Regions from separate parts of the Homo sapiens genome. Here region 2 is linked to region 1. A link is a loop called in an ENCODE intact Hi-C map of the cell type or tissue named here. Cell type or tissue: endothelial cell of umbilical vein. All regions are shown on one strand.

Evidence for each region. Peaks named below come from ENCODE experiments on the same cell type or tissue, not always from the same donor. Only the 100,000 strongest peaks of a DNase experiment are listed, where the experiment ranks them.
Region 2: a loop joins it to region 1, with 2.7 times the contacts of the local background. A loop is called at or near these places in 2 of 110 quality-filtered maps.

Annotation. Positions count from the first base shown.
Region 1 is chr6:54,189,234-54,197,233 of GRCh38, forward strand. MLIP (muscular LMNA interacting protein) reads left to right here. Exons shown (of 14, transcript NM_001281747.2): 10 at 637-681. LOC124901335 (a long non-coding RNA gene) reads right to left here and starts at 2,379. Exons shown (of 2, transcript XR_007059622.1): 1 at 2,296-2,379; 2 at 568-740. In endothelial cell of umbilical vein, no CTCF peak of the experiment used is centred here; DNase peaks (open chromatin) are centred at 2,448, 3,888 and 4,518; H3K27ac peaks cover 1,735 bases.
Region 2 is chr6:54,240,771-54,248,770 of GRCh38, forward strand. All of the region lies in intron 12 of MLIP (muscular LMNA interacting protein), which reads left to right. Among named protein-coding and RNA genes, the nearest start is that of TINAG, 64 kb to the right of the region's middle. In endothelial cell of umbilical vein, a CTCF peak has its summit at 3,830 (motif pointing right); a DNase peak (open chromatin) is centred at 3,941.

The sequences.
Region 1 (8,000 bases):
ATGTTCAAATTACAGATTTCATGTTAAATGTTCTTACGACAATAACATTTTTAAAAATGAAAGAAACTAAATCCAGATGAAAGGGTTGAAATATAGGAGCCAATGACAAACAATATTAATCTGCTCTTTAATTTAAACAATTCTAAAAACCAAGTCATTTTTATTCTCAAATCATAAAAACTTTGTTATGCTTTTCTTTTTATATAACAATACTTTAAAGAAATATCTGTTATTTGTTTCAATTTGCTTTAAATAAATAGAAATAGCAACGATGCTGGTATGTTTGATTAAAATGTGAAGAATACAAAGAATGAAATGTTAGGTAACCTTGAAGAAGTTTTGATGTCATGATATAATGCTTATGTTAAGAAAATGAGAAAGAAAAGCAGCATATAAACATCATATTCACTATTATGTAGGCTGAATAAAAATACATAGGAAAAATATTTATGGCTATGTACCAAAAATATTAAAAATCATTTCTTTGGTGGCATAAGGATATTTTTCCTTTTCTTTATACTTTTCAAAATCCTATCATGGACATATAATAATAAACAAACTTCAAAATACTTAAACACATACATATTTTAATAAATTATGAGTTTCACTAATAAATGCCATGTTTATGTTTTGCAGGCAAATCTCTCCTCACCATCTTCTACAGTATCTGAGAGTCAGCTGGTATGTATCTTCTAAGTCACAGATCTACTGCAAATTCTGATCTCTCAAGAGAGCTTTACCTGAGTAAAAGTGAAAAAAAGAATACATTTACTATATATATTTTTATTCACTTACTTGTCTAATAACATTTTACTGATATTTTCCAAAAGCTCCATGGTGGTTGTTTTGCAGGTGACAAACATACGTAAAACTATACATAGACCTTACTTGCTAGTAACTTACATCCAAGTAGAGGCATTAGAAGAGATTGTGAGGTCAGATGAAAGATGCCATTAGAATTTAGAGAAGAGAGCACACTCTTTAAAGGAAGAGATCTAAAAAGAGTTTAAGGAGAAGGTCATGATTGAGTAGGATAGTTTTTGGATTTGAGGAAATAAGAAATAGATATGTCACACAGGAGAATTAGCATGCAAATGGTCTAGATCAGTGCTGAGCAATACAAACACAACGTGAATGACAAATGTAAGCCACATATGTAATTTTAAAACTTCTAGTACCCATATTAAAAAAGTAAAATGGAACAGGTAATGTTAATTTTCATAAAATATTTTATTTAATGTTATATAAATATTATCATTTCAATGGATAAGCAGTATAAAAATTGAGATATTTTTACATTACTTTTTTTGGGAAAAGTCTTTGAACTATTGCATATTTTACATTTACAGCAAATCTCAATTCTGCCTAGTCACAAGAGCTCAACAGTGGGGACTACATTGGGCAGCACAGATCCAGACTCTAAAATCTGTTATTTGAAGATAAAATTTGATTAAATGAGAGAATTATTTTATCTTATAGAGTTTTGTATTTCTTATGCTTACAGTGGTTACCAAATTGAAGTCATGAAATAAGTTTCCGAGATATTACTGGTCAAAGATTTTCTTTTTTTTTTTTTTTTTGAGACGGAGTCTCGCTCTGTCGGCGAGGCTAGAGTGCAGTGGTGCGATCTCGGCTCACTGCAAGCTCCGCCTCCCGGGTTCACGCCATTCTCCTGCCTCAGCCTCCCGAGTAGCTGGGACTACAGGCGCCCGCCACCGAGCCCGGCTAATTTTTTGTATTTTTAGTAGAGATGGGGTTTCACCATTTAAGCCAGGATGGTCTCGATCTCCTGACCTCGTGATCCACCCGCCTCGACCTCCCAAAGTGCTGGGATTACAGGTGTGAGCCATCGCGCCCGGCCAAAGATTTTCTTAATATCTTTGGCTATTTATTGTCTAAAATTGTAAATTCCTGAATAATAGATATCTTCACTAAAATGATGGAAATTTCTAGTAAAACAGTTTGAAACATTAACTGATAATCCCCTTTTAAAGAAATTGTTTTGGTATCCTATAGCCACAGCCAACAAATCATCTTGTCATTATTATCCCAATAAAAATAATTACAATATATTTATTTGTAATACTGAGAAATCATAAAAAGTGTTGTTTGACTTTTAAAATAGCTTGATTCAATCAATCCACTTGGGTATACTGGTGTTTATACATATAGTGTGTATATGGCATGTGTTTGAATATGTGTGTGCATTAGTGTCAATTGGTTTAGAACAGTGTGTGTGTGGGGGGGCAATATAGTATAGTTGAAAGAATCTGGGATGAGTATCAGAAGACCCACCTTATACTTCCTGCTCTGACATTAACTAGTGGTCTGACAGTGGGTAAGTCAAAAGTCCGGGAGTCTGGATTTCAATTTCTTAATTGAAAGTGAGAGCATTCTATTGCGTACTTTCCAAGCCCTTCCAGGGCTGTGAATCTATGGTTACTAACACAGTGAAGTTGAAGGAGTTGCCATGGAAACAAGCACTGCAATAACATAATGAGGTTGAATGACTTCCCACTTTAGATATGGAAATATTACTACAATTATTTTAGTATTTAAAATGATATATTTGTTTATTTAGAGTAATATATGGAAATGAATGTTTTAAACATTCTCATATATAGTTTCACTCAGTATAGTATATAAAATATAGATTTTAGGTGTTGGACTATATATACATGTGTAGGTGTGTATTTTACATACATGTAAGTTCTTGGTTTAATCCTTTAAGAAATTATTTCAAAGTGGCAAATATATATATGTGTATATATATATATAATGATTTTATAAAATAAGATATAGTAAAACAACTCTTTGTGAATGTAATAAAAAAAACTTACTTTTTGCCCAATAAAATAATCCTGTTGTTTGTGTTCTCTAGTGGCAAAACTACAAAGCATTGCTTTGAATGACTTTTATAATAATTTCTCTGCATTTACTTAAGTCCTTTTCTCTAAGGAGTTCAAGGCATTTCTTAACCAAGTTTTAAATTAAGTTTTAATCTCAAAATGCCCTTGAGATACAGGTAGGTTTGTGAAGGGATTATTATCAAGTAAGCATATCACATTAAAAAAAAATCTCTTCTACTGATATGTTTATTTTATTCAATAATTTTGGTTTCTATTTCATGTCGTTAGCCCTGTGTTTATATTAATACTACCCGAGAGTGAAATAAATAGTGGAAAATGATTGTATGTAAGACATATTATAGGACATGTACTTCACTAAGGAATTAGAATATTTTTACACTTAAGTAACACTATTTATAAAGTTATAATTTTTTCATTTTTATGAATGAATTTTCAATATTTGCCATCACGAACTCTTTAAGTTCTGAATAATATGAGTAAATAAGAATGTCTTTGATAAACAAAACTTTGATATATATATTTATATTTTTATATATGTATGTGTTTATAATATGCATACACATATAGATGACATATGAGGTAATTCTGATTGTTTATATATACACATCTTTGTTTATATGAGTAAATATGTATGGATGTATAACGCATAAAAACAAAGTTATTGGAAATGTATGATACTTTATAGTTGAATTATATAAACAAATATTTGTTTTGTGTAAAACAAACTAAATAGTTAAAATTATTTGACTCCTATTTTAGGAGGTAAATGTAGTAAATGTTTTGAACAGAAAATATATGACAAAGTGCTATGGTACCACAAGCTTAATGCAATTCTCAAATTGCTTTTGAGATTTAACTTTTTAACGATACATCATTTTTTCATGCTTTCAAATTTTTAACTTGGCTGATCTGTTTGCTTGCTTTTATTGCAAGTGTGCCAATTCAGAATTGAAAAGGAAAGAAGAAATAGAGCCATGACCCTTACTCTTAAAATATTTCCGTTGTTTACTCTGGAAGCCAAATGATTTAGAGGAGCTTGGGAGACTGTTTTGGAGGTTCATGTGAAGCTAGTTCACCAATCTTAGCTTCTCTTCTACTATTAAACTGCACTGCAGTCGATCAGAACTGGAAAGGAAATTAGAGATGAAAATATTGGAAATTCCCACCTATTCACTGGAGATTGGAATAACGACTCTGTCAGCCTGAAGGGATTATTGTGAGGCTCACATATCATAAAATGTGGAGTTGTCAGTATACTCCTATGGATAGGGAGAGGTTATTTTTGCACATAAAATCTGTGAATGATGAAGAGATATTATGAGCAGCCATTTTTACAGAAAAAGAAAGAAATGCTTATGTAGTTAAATAGATTATCTAGGATCACCAGCATTAGTGTTCATCCTTGCTTTATGTAGTTTTGGAAAATGAATCATTAATATTGATTTTAGATAATTCAAGGAAAATAAGAAAAGAGTAATTAAGGAGTTTGGAAACAGGGCCTCACTGGAAGCATTACTTTCACTGGGTACCTCCTGTGTCTGACTCTGCCTCGTGTTTTTGCACTGCCTGGAAAATGTGAGTACTTACCTAAGAGGAGACTGGGTAGGGTCAGTTAGAGTACTGAAGTTTTCACAGCTGTGAATAGTGCTTCCTGTAGCATATTAAAAGGAGCAAGAGGAAAGGAAAGATCTAGGGTCTGCGTTAAACCTTCACAAAGCTTTCCTAGCTGTTGAGCTGAATCATCACAAAGATATTAACAAAGGCCAGCGGGGTCTTTTTCCCTGCATAAGATAACACACAAGTTAGGCACCCCAAGGTAGCTAAACCCTGGTCTTCTTTGGCAGTAGGGGAGCCTGGTTTAGATGACATTTGCCTTTTGCTTTTGAAATTTCATGCCGTTACAAAATGTTCACTGTTGTCCAGGATGGAATACTTAATCTAAAGAGCACAAAACAATAGATTTTAAAAATAAGTCACATGGCTATATACAGGTAAAAGCAAGATGCTATTTACTGGAACACTATTAAGAAGAGTGCTTAAACTTGCAAATACTTTGTTCCTAGTTCTGAATGCCAGCTGATGCATCCAGCTTTAGCGGTGGGTGCATGACTCATCTTTCTGAGGGCCCTTTTAAGGCCTCTGTTGTTCAGAAAATGCAGCCCTGAAAGCTTTTATGTAGAACCGATGTCTCCTTCAAGCTCAAAGGCAGTTTCTCCTTGACCAGTTTTTCCTTGACATAACGTACTTAAGTGCCACAGCATTTATCAGGTACGCCTCCTCAGGTTTGAGTCATGCTATCATCTTTTATTTAACCATTGAAATATTTCAATCTGGCCAATCTGTATTGTGTATATTTCATGAAATGGTTCTTGAGCCATGAGATACTGCCAATAATTATTGAGGTCTTATGTGCCTTTATTTTTATACAACTATTGTAATCATTATAAAACTTTTTTTTGGAAAAACACATCAAGTAGGTACTTTTGTGAATGGTCTAGATCATTTAGAATCAACATGCCATATTTATAATTGCAAAGTATATATTCTGTTTTACTTTCAAATTTATTTTATGCTGTTTTTTCTTTATCAAGTTTTGTCATGCATATTATCTCATTAGGTTCTCGAATCACCTTGGAGTTAGTATGGCAGGAATTGTTATTTCCATTATTCTGATGAAAAAACTGAAGTTTAAATATCTAGAATGCCATGTCAATAGTTGCGTGGTAATAAGTGGTATAAAAATCTCTTTTGTTTTTTCCAATATTGGGAGCTTTACCCTATGCCATAGTGTTTTGAGATTTAAGATATTTGTTTGAGGGGAAAACATAGCTTGAGTATTTGCTTCAAGTATATAATAATGTTTGTTTAAAACAAGAATTAGGGTCTATAAATCTGTATTATCTGAATGAGTAAATCAGGTAAATAATCTAGAGAATATTGCTTTTGCCCACAATTTTGCCTGGTAGAATATATTGAGTTTGCACAAACTTTTTTGCCATGGAAATTCTAAAGGCAAAGAAAAAAGCACTGGAGAATGAAGACAAAACTGCAGCAAATGGGTCAAAAACAACCATGGCACTTTCACAAACTCTTTGAGCCCATAAAATTAGTAGAATTTCCAGCCAGACTCACAGAATTTGCTATATGTTGTTTTGTCACTTTCTTGCAGTTTTGTTACACATCTTATCTCTCCAGAAAGATTAAAATAAACTCTTGAAAGCTGGCACCCTGTCCTTTATTTCTTTTTTGCTTTATCACACCACCCGAGAGCTTATTACTATAGTCAAAGGCAATTAAAAAACATCAGTCCATTAGTGTTAGTTGAAGTTACTAGTTTAAGAAAGATTTTGCTGTAAAAACCCATTATTTAAAAATATTGGTCATGGATTCTCTAGGTCAGCGCTGGTAGTTAATCTCCAACTTTGGTCTCTAGCTCAGAGGCTGTACCAACTTGCTGTCATAGAATTATAAGTTCCAAAGGATGGAAATAGTATCTATTTACATAGTGCCCAAAGTGACAATGTTCAAGTATGAGTGTATACCTGATAGATTATAAACACAAATCAATAGCAGGCTTAGACGAGTGTCTTATAGCCCATTAAAACCTGCCACTGGGCTTCGGGGAGCCCATATATTCACTCCCTTGGATTTTTTTCTGTCCCCAAGACTAATGTTAGCATCAGATATAATATCCTCTTCTCCTCCCCACTCTCCACTCTTGAATTCTCTAAAAAAGATGACATCATTGTGTTTTGGTATTAAGAGTTTTATTGCATATCACCATGAACAGAGGGAGAAAAACAACAATTTATTTTAAATGAAGAAGATTAAAATCGTGTAAAGTCCCTAAAGAAGTGGCCTCTTTCCTTGACTTTCTGAAGATGAGAACTTTGGCTTTCTACTCTTTCTTCTGAGGGTGAAACTCACCAACCCACTTTCCTTCTTCTCATCCTCTATTGGAAAAATGCCATATGGCTCTTCTATCCCTCAAAGTTCCCTCTTTGTGAATTATATTGTGATCAAAAAGCCAATTCAAGAAAAATAATGGAAGACCTCAAGGAGTCAATCAGCACCTTTTTTTAAAAAAAAGAAGTTATTTTAAGTTCCAGGGTACATGTGCATGACGTGCAGGTTTGTTACATAGGTAAAAATGTGCCATGGTGATTTGCTGCACCTATCAAACCATCACTTCTGTATTAAGCCCAGCATGAATTAGCATATTTTCCTAATGCTTTCCCTCCTCGCCCACAACAGGCCTCTGTGTGTTGTTCCCTAACATGTGTTCATGAGTTCTCTTTGTTCGGCCCCCACTTATAGTGAGAACATGCAGTGTTGGGTTTTCTGTTCCTGCATTAGTTTGATGAGGATAATGGCTTCCAGCTCCATTCATGTCCCTGCAAATGACATGATCTCATTCCTTTTTATGGCTTCATAGTATTCCATGGTGTATATGTACCACATTTTCTTTATCTGGTCTATCATTGATGGGCACTTGGGTTGATTCCATGTCTTTGCATTGAATCAGTACCTCTTATAGACTCCATATTGAATTATAGTCAGCACACTGAGCTTCTGTCTGTCAATTAACTTATTCATTCTGCAAGTATTTATTGAGCACCAACCAGGTACAGGCACCATTCTAGATGTTGGAGATACAAGAGTGAATAAACCGAAGATCTCTGGTTTCACAGAACTTACATTCTAGTTGAGAAAGAAAGACAATAAACACAAACAGATGTCAGGTAGTGGTAACTGCTGTGGAGAAAATAAAGCAGGTAAGAGAGGTGGAGATTGCTATTTTATATGGCTCATTAAAAAGATCTGTCTGATAAGGTGATGTTTAAACGGACATTTGAAAAACTGAAAAAGAAGGAATAAGGGAGTTCCAGACAAGGGAAGAGCAAATACAAACTCCTAGAGGAGGCAGTATCATATAATGTGTAAGCTAGAGTAGAAACAGTGAAGGGGTGGAAGGGAGAGTACTAGGAAATAAGATTGGAAAAAGAGAGGCTGGTTAGGGATATGAAAGATCAGGTCATACAGCACCCTTGTAGGCATTGCTTTGTAGGCACTACCAGGGCTTTGAACTTTACTCTCAGTAAAAAGGTGAGGCATTAGAGAGCTTTCAGA
Region 2 (8,000 bases), 52 kb after region 1:
TCCAGACCATCCTGGCCAACATGGTGAAACCCCATCTCTACTAAAAATAGAAAAAATGAGCTGGGCGTGGTGGCACGCACCTGTAGTCCCAGCTACTCGAGAGGCTGAGGCGGGAGAATCGCTTGAACCCAGGAGGTGGAGGTTGCAGTGAGCCCAAATCGCGCCACTGCACTCCAGCCTGGCGACAGAGTGAGACTCCGTCTCAAAAAATAAAAAAAAATCAAAAGAAAAAAGCAGATTCCTAAGCCTACTTACAACTTAAAAAATTTAGAAATCCCAAGAACCGGGCGACCTCAAAGTTTTTACCTCATAGAAAACACTATGCTTCCCCTGTAATAACAGACGTTTCTTTTTTTTTGCCTTTTAAATTCTCTAATGATTCAGCAAGAAAATGAACTTTCTTATGAAAAACTTTAAAAGAAAAATTATATTGGCATGTTTATAAGTACTAGATTATAATTATTTTTTCCTCATATAACTCCTAGTAAGTAAAAGGAAACACAACTGTTAAATTAAATATATATGGAGAGAGTGTATGTATATATACTATAATATAGTATATACTGTAACCTATCTAGTATATTAGCTTAGGATTTTTTTATTAGAATAAGTTATGAAATATTGGGTTTAGCTGTTAATCAAAATTGTCCCCATGTGCTTGTAATGTTTACAATTGGGCCTGAGTGTTTACACATTCAGTATTCATAGACTTACTGAATCAGAAGGTGTATAACTTTTTCTGGTATGCTACTTCAGCTATTAAAAGTCCTTTCTCATTGAAAAAATACCATAGCCACCAACATGTACTTTCTTATGATTTCCTTTTTTAAAAAATTAAAGTGCCCTTTTCATAAAGATATTTTAAATTATAGCAATTATTTATATTAGAACTATGTTTTTGCTAAAAAAGATGAAGCATTTACTTATAATACATTTTACCTTTATGATATGTCAACACAATATTTACTGATCTTTTTTCTTAGCCTTTTTTCTAAGCAGCTGCTCTTGAGATTGTAGATTAAGAATAAAGAAGGAATATAACTTGTCTGAAATGAAAAAGGGGGATGAGAGTGAGCAAATAGATGTATTTTCAGTTCAATTATTTGCGTTATTTCTGTCTTCTCTATGTAAAGAATCACTCCACTTATAATAAGGCAAGGGAGAATCATCTATTAGAATAGTGAGGGAGCCTACCTAGCAAAATGTATTCTGAATGAGAAATACACATATAGGAAATAGGAGAAATGAAAAACAATAGCAATAGAGAGCTAACTCCTTTTGTTTCCCCATCATAGAGGATTAGGGGTTGGCATACCTAGTCTGGAACCTCTGGTGAGTTTTCATGGCGGTCTGATGTTGTGTGAATGACATAGGAGGACAGAGAAAGGAAAGAAACTTTCATGTCCAGAGTGGGTAGGTGGGAGAGGCCCCTTCACAAGCTGGCTTTAGCCTGCTTCTTAGGCCATGAGCATTCTTTTCTTAAACTCCTTGGATATTTCACCCTGTAAACATTGAAGGTTGACTTTCCTTGTTCATTTCTTCTTCTACTTATTTATTTTCAAATTTAGTACGTGTGTAACGTTTATATTGGTAACGTTATTGAGAGCATGTAAATTGGTATTATCATTGCATTGCTACTCAGAGAATTGACCTTGTAAATCTGCAGAAATCCAATAAAAACTAAAATATTAATATTATAGTCATATATTCAAGCATGGGTTGATTTTTTTTGGTAGCTCCTCTGAAATATTTTTTGCCAGAGGTTTCTTCTGATATTTTAACAAAGATCAATCAACAAGAGTTAATAGAGATTATGACTTATCTGGAGAAAGGAAAATCAGAAGTAATTCTAACCTTCCCCTACTGCTTCAAAGGCTGAGAGGGCTTTGAAATAACAATTTATTTTTCTAATATATGCTGTAAATATTTAAATCTAAAGATGTGAAAAATCTTTTATGAGTATATGTTAAGAATAAAGGAACAGCTCTTTGAGATAAGCAGTCTACAATTGTACATAGCTTCAAAATTAGAAAAATGAACATTAAGTGATTTGGTTCAAGGTTACCAAAACCTTGACTAATTTCTTACTAAAAACAAAAAGCATAGACTTTGCAACCTTTTTGTTCCAACATAAAGTCTAGGAACTCAGGAGTCTGGAAGTTGACAAAACACATTTATTCATTTCCTAAAGATGTATTGAATATCTGTTAGGTGCAAAGCACTGTGTTTGTGCTGGCCATGCACTGGAAAGCCAGCAGACAGAGACATGGGGGCCTTTTCCAAGTCCTTATTTTCTACATAGGGAAAACAGAAATTAAAGAAGAAAAAAATTCAATACTTAGTGATAACTGTCACAACTGCCATGCAAAAGACATTTGGGCAGGTATGAGTATATATACCAGAGGTCCTGATCCAGTCTGATGAATCAGGAAAGACTTAATGAGAAAATGGTGTTGAATCTGAGGCCTGAAAAGAAGTGAAGGCTGGGAGTGGACTGGGCATTCCAGCTAGAGGGGGCAGCAAGCATAGACATACAGAAAAGGAACAGAGCAAACTTGAGAAAACGAAAGCAGGCCAGAGCATTGAAGAAGCAACTGGAATCAGAAACTATAATGTGAAGTTAGCATCAATTAAGATTACTAGATAGCTTCCACCTTCCTGAACATAATGAGTTATCTGAACTGGGGGGAAAAAGCAGGGAGTGAGTTGAGAAGTCACTGAAATTTTATAAGGAACATATTTAGAAAAAGTAGACAACATTCCACTTACTTCACATGCAGCATTTTATTTAGATTTTAAAACAATCATAAAGTAGGGTTTATTTTTTCTTTTACATATGAAGAAACTGAGGCTCAGAAAGTATATATAATTTGTACAAAATTTTGCAGAACAGCTTAAAAGCTGATGCTTGATTAATTTTCTTTGAGATATCTCCCTAACGTCTATCAATAAAGTGGCATTACCACTTTCACCATCACCACCACCCGGGAATCACGCACAGGCTTCCGTTTGGTCAAACCCAGCACCATATATGTAAATCAGGTCTAGAACTAATTGCTGAGGCCATCTGACTTCCTTCAGTCTACAGATAAGAAAACTGAAGCCCAAAGATGCAAAGTGACATACCCAAGGCCATGGCATGAGTTACTGGCAGAGCCTGGGCTTATGAATTCCACAATACTTTTCACATTTCATCTCCAGGCACCAACATTCTTTTGGCAGAACTTTCCACTTTGCAAAGGTTAGTGGCTAACAGAACCACTAAACATCTAGTACTCTGACAAAATTGTACTGAGGTAGCCACATTTATTGAAAAAAGTCATCTTGAATTTTGGAGGCAAAAACATCCCTCAAACCTCTTCATTAATAATGTTTATGTTCTAACTTTATGTATGATTAGAAATCCGTGTGAATAAACCAGGTAATTTATTTTCAATCATCATAGAAATAAACAGCTTTACTCTCAATTCTAAAACTTTTCTGACAAGTTTTTAAAGATAATGGAGATTAGATAGCTATCGAGATGATTAAAATATAAAATATTTGAGATTGTTGGAATTGGAAAAAAGACTTTATCAAATATAAAATGGGTTTTTAAAAATGTTTTAAGATTTTTCAGGAAGTCAAAACATGTACACTATTTGACGATGCCAAATTGTTTTCAAAACGAATGAATGTGTTTAATTCATTCACAAAGAAGCTTCTGTTCAAAATGACTAAATGCAAATTAATTTGACTTTTAACATTAAAAAATGAATGTCAATGAGCAGATATTTTAAGAGAAGTGGTTTTGCAAAATGAATTATCAATCATTTTTAGCTAGGTTCTCCACTAGAGGGCAAAAAGAGCATTTCAACAGAATACATGCCTTAATGACAGGCTGGAATTTGAAACTGGGCATGCTTCTGTTTATCTAATTACCAGTCTTAAAGTGTACTTAATTAATCATAAAACAGTTGGCTTTTAAATTTTTTCCAGGAAACTGAGAACAATCAATTTCTTTTTCTTATTTCTCTTTTTGGCTTAATCTTAGTAGCAAGAACACCTGCCCCAAGCTCATGTGTTGTCTGCCATTGGACATATAGTATCTAGCTGGAATTTTTCATTGTAACATTTTTAAATAAAATCATTCAAGAAATTAGGAATTTGGTAATTGGAAAGAGATGTATGGCTGCAGGTAGGCAGGATAACAGTTTTATACTTTGAGAAACATGATTTTTAAAGCTCTTGTAAAATAACATGCTGGCCTTTGGAATTTACTGACTATGCTTGTATTTTATGGACAGAGAGAAAATAAACTGCCATCCATTTGCACCTTGTTCTGATGGAGACACTAAGGGATAATGAACTCTCTATTTCACCACACACATCAGCCACCTGTCCCTTCTCCTTCGTGTGATATGTTAAATCAGGTTCCTTAAAAGCAGATCCTGAGACAGCGGTTCAGATATTGGTGATTTATTGAGGGAGGGTTCTTCAGAAAAGCTTCCTGTAAAGAAGGGAGTGAATTCAAATTGAGAGGGGCAAAGAGCTGAGCAAATGTGACTTCAGTTCAAGGCCAGCCTTGACTTAATTCATAGGGAGAAGGCTCTAGAGAATAAATTGCAGAGTTATCCACACCTGATGCAAAGGAGCTACCCTTTTATGCCCTTTACCAGTCAGCCATTGGCTGTGGGCACTAGGATGAGAGAGAGTCGAGTAACTCAGGGTTAGGACAATAGTCTTAGCTGAGTGAATGCGCAGTAGAAGGAGGCAGCTATGAGCCATGCATTATTAACCCTGAAATGTAATGAAAACCAGGATAGAAGCATTTTATCTTTGCAAATTGAGTTTTTAAAATATATATTTTGTCTACCTTTGAACATAATTGCTTGTCTAACCTTCTTGAAAAGCTATTGTTTTTTTAAAAAAGTTTCTTTAGGTTGCACCACATGAAACTGCCATTATTCAATAGCTTTTTACCTACACAAATATCAATTTTATCAGTTTCATATAGTTCAACCTAGTTGTCTCATTGCCGTAATGTATTTTGTGATCCTTTTACTTATCCCATGCAACAAAATCTATTTTAATTATGTAATATTTGCACAGCCAAGGAGTCTCCTATTTTGAAACTTCAGGGCAAAATTTTTCTATGTTGCTTTATCTTGCTTAATGTGACCACTGTTTTACTCCTTTCACCAAAATATGAGCATAAAATTTTTTCAGATTGCTAAATTTGTTGAAGTTTACCAATGTGTGACTAATGAAAGCACAACTCAGACATTTAACTTACAGCCATCAAATAATGATACTCATTCGCCTTCATATAAGCCATATGTTCCATAAGTTCTGTGAATCAAATGGAAATCTCTTTTGGGGAACAAGAATATGACTGTGAGGGTGGGCCCTTCCTCAGGTTTTATAAAAATATTTATTTAGCCACCATTAGACATCAAACACTTTCTTAGCTTTATGAAGGCATTCAAATGAAGTGTAAGACCACGACTTGCTTTCAAAGCATTAGAAGTCCAACACTGGAAAATCTTAATACTTTGAGGCTCTATTTTTAGGAATATATGTTTATGATAGTCATATTTTCTGGTTCATTGATTTTATTACCAGTATATAATATCTTTTTTTCTGTCCCTTATAGCATTTCTTCTTGAATTCCATTTTTAAGATAATAAAATTACTATTTTTAGTTTGGTTCATATTGGAGAGACAAATCTTTTTCCTACTTTGGTTTTCAAATTTGTATGACTTTTATTTGTGTGTATGTCTCTTGTTGTCCAGATATTTTCTGATCTTGATTTTTTTATCTTGAGACATTTCTCTTAATACCTGAGATTATCTCGCTACATAACCTTAATTCTACCATATTATCACATTTTTCATAACTTATCTGTTATTTCTGCTTTTCAGTTTTTTATTGGAAAGGTGTAGTTTTAATTTACTGGTTTAAAATGTATTTAACCTTGTTTTGCTGTTGATGGTCCTTAACTTAAGGTCTGTATTCGTATTTATATCCTTGTATTGATATCTGTATCTTCTTCTAGTAAGACAAGTCCATTTGGTCCCTTCCATTGCCTCCCATCACATAGATAGTGTTCAATTCTAGGTGTTTATTTCTGACATATTATGGTTATAGTTTCTCTCTTTTTCATAGTAATTCATGGTTTGTTCTGTTTTATTTTTACGGCAGCAACACACTTAATCAGATTGCTTTATTACCCTTTCTTCCCATATTTCCTGTAGCATCCTCCTGTATGTCTTTCTCTTTTTATTTAAGTCCTTGACCCAAGAAAGTTTTTAAGACAGGTTTTTATTTAGCAAATATTCCAAGGCCTTGAATGCCTGAGAATATATTTTAATCATCCCATATTTGAATGAACTTTTAACAGTTTATAAAATCCCAGGTGATATCGTAGGCAAATTTGGCAGTACTATGAACATTTTTCTTCTCATTCTCAAAAGATCTCACTCTGGGATGGCTGAAACTGACTGACAGTGGAGAGTTTTCTTTAAGGGCTTCTTAGCGATCAGTAAATACCTCATTTATTTTATCCTTTGAAGTTTGAATAAAAAACCATCATAGCTGTTAGTTTGTGGTTCTAGCAAGAACATAGCTGGAAGTAAAAGAAGACAGATTCTCCAGAAGGAAGATTTTAGACTCCATCAGTTGGCTCAGGAATGGCCACAATCTAAGACCAAGTTAGAGTGCCTGACAGGACCATATAGTCAGACCATGTAGGGCAAGAAGCGGAGGTGGAAGGAAAACACTGGGTGTACTGACAGTTTAAAGGCATTAAACATAAAGGAGATGGTAAAAGGGTCAGAAAAAGCTTACACAACTTTGAAGTGTAGTTTGAAATAATGCATAGGAAGGTGTGGGAATGGAGGAATGTGGCCCAATGCCAGGAAGATGGGTCTGGCAGGCACCATATAGAAAGAAGCCCTTCTGTTACCTATAGACATACAGTCCTTAGCTCATCTGCCTGCCAACCAACCACATACCCTCTCCCTCCTCAACCAACTCTTGGCCCCCACATCCTTAGTGATGCTCTTGGGGGTGTACTGCTAGAGGAGAGTGGAATGGGATCTGGTACGGGGTCTAAGGTGAGAGGGGATGGCTTGACCCTATCACAGTCATACCTATTTATTTTCTTAAATACTCTTCCAAATCCTTGCAACACATCAATTGACATCTGTTGATATTACACCTGGGATCTGGGATAGATTTCCTGCAACTTAGAGGTAACTGGTGGCAAATTAGGAAGACCTTGGATGGGATTAACGCAGGGGCAGGATTCCAAAAACATTTATGGAACTCGGGAATATTAATACACAGCTGTTTATATTCTATTTTATGTCACACTGGAATAAGAGGTACAATATTCCTTATAATCTATAGAAGATAAAAAACAGAGAGAGAAAAATATTCCACCAATATTTTATTTTGTGAAGAAATAGACATTTGATTTATGATTGTACTAGACTGGTATGATATTGAAAACAATTGAAAATGATGTTTTGCCTGTAGTACTAAGTAATGAAGTGTTCTCTTAAAGGATAGACAAAAAGAACAACAAATATGCTTCCTTGTCAATTCCAATTTCAACTTCTGGAATTTGTTTTGAGAACTGAAATGGTGTTAGAATACATGTTTTACTCTGTTTTCATTATAACCTGGGAGCTGTGCACTGAAAAAAGTGAATGGTGTAGTTAATCCCCTTAGGGAAGTGGTTTTCTAGTTGAGAAAGAAACAACTCTAGATGAAAAATGTAAGTCAACAATAGGATGTGGTATTTGTTTTTAAATAGGCTGGACATACAATAATGAGCAGACAAAAATTCCCTTACACTGATGTCTAGAAGGTGGTCTTTGGAAGAAGAAATTCTAACATGCCTTAAGTCTTTATCTCTTGGGATGGAAGAGGAAAGGCCAAGAATAAAAATAGCATAATTTAGGAGTTTTCCGTCATATTTCAGATCTATTACAAAGATCAGGACAGAAAATTC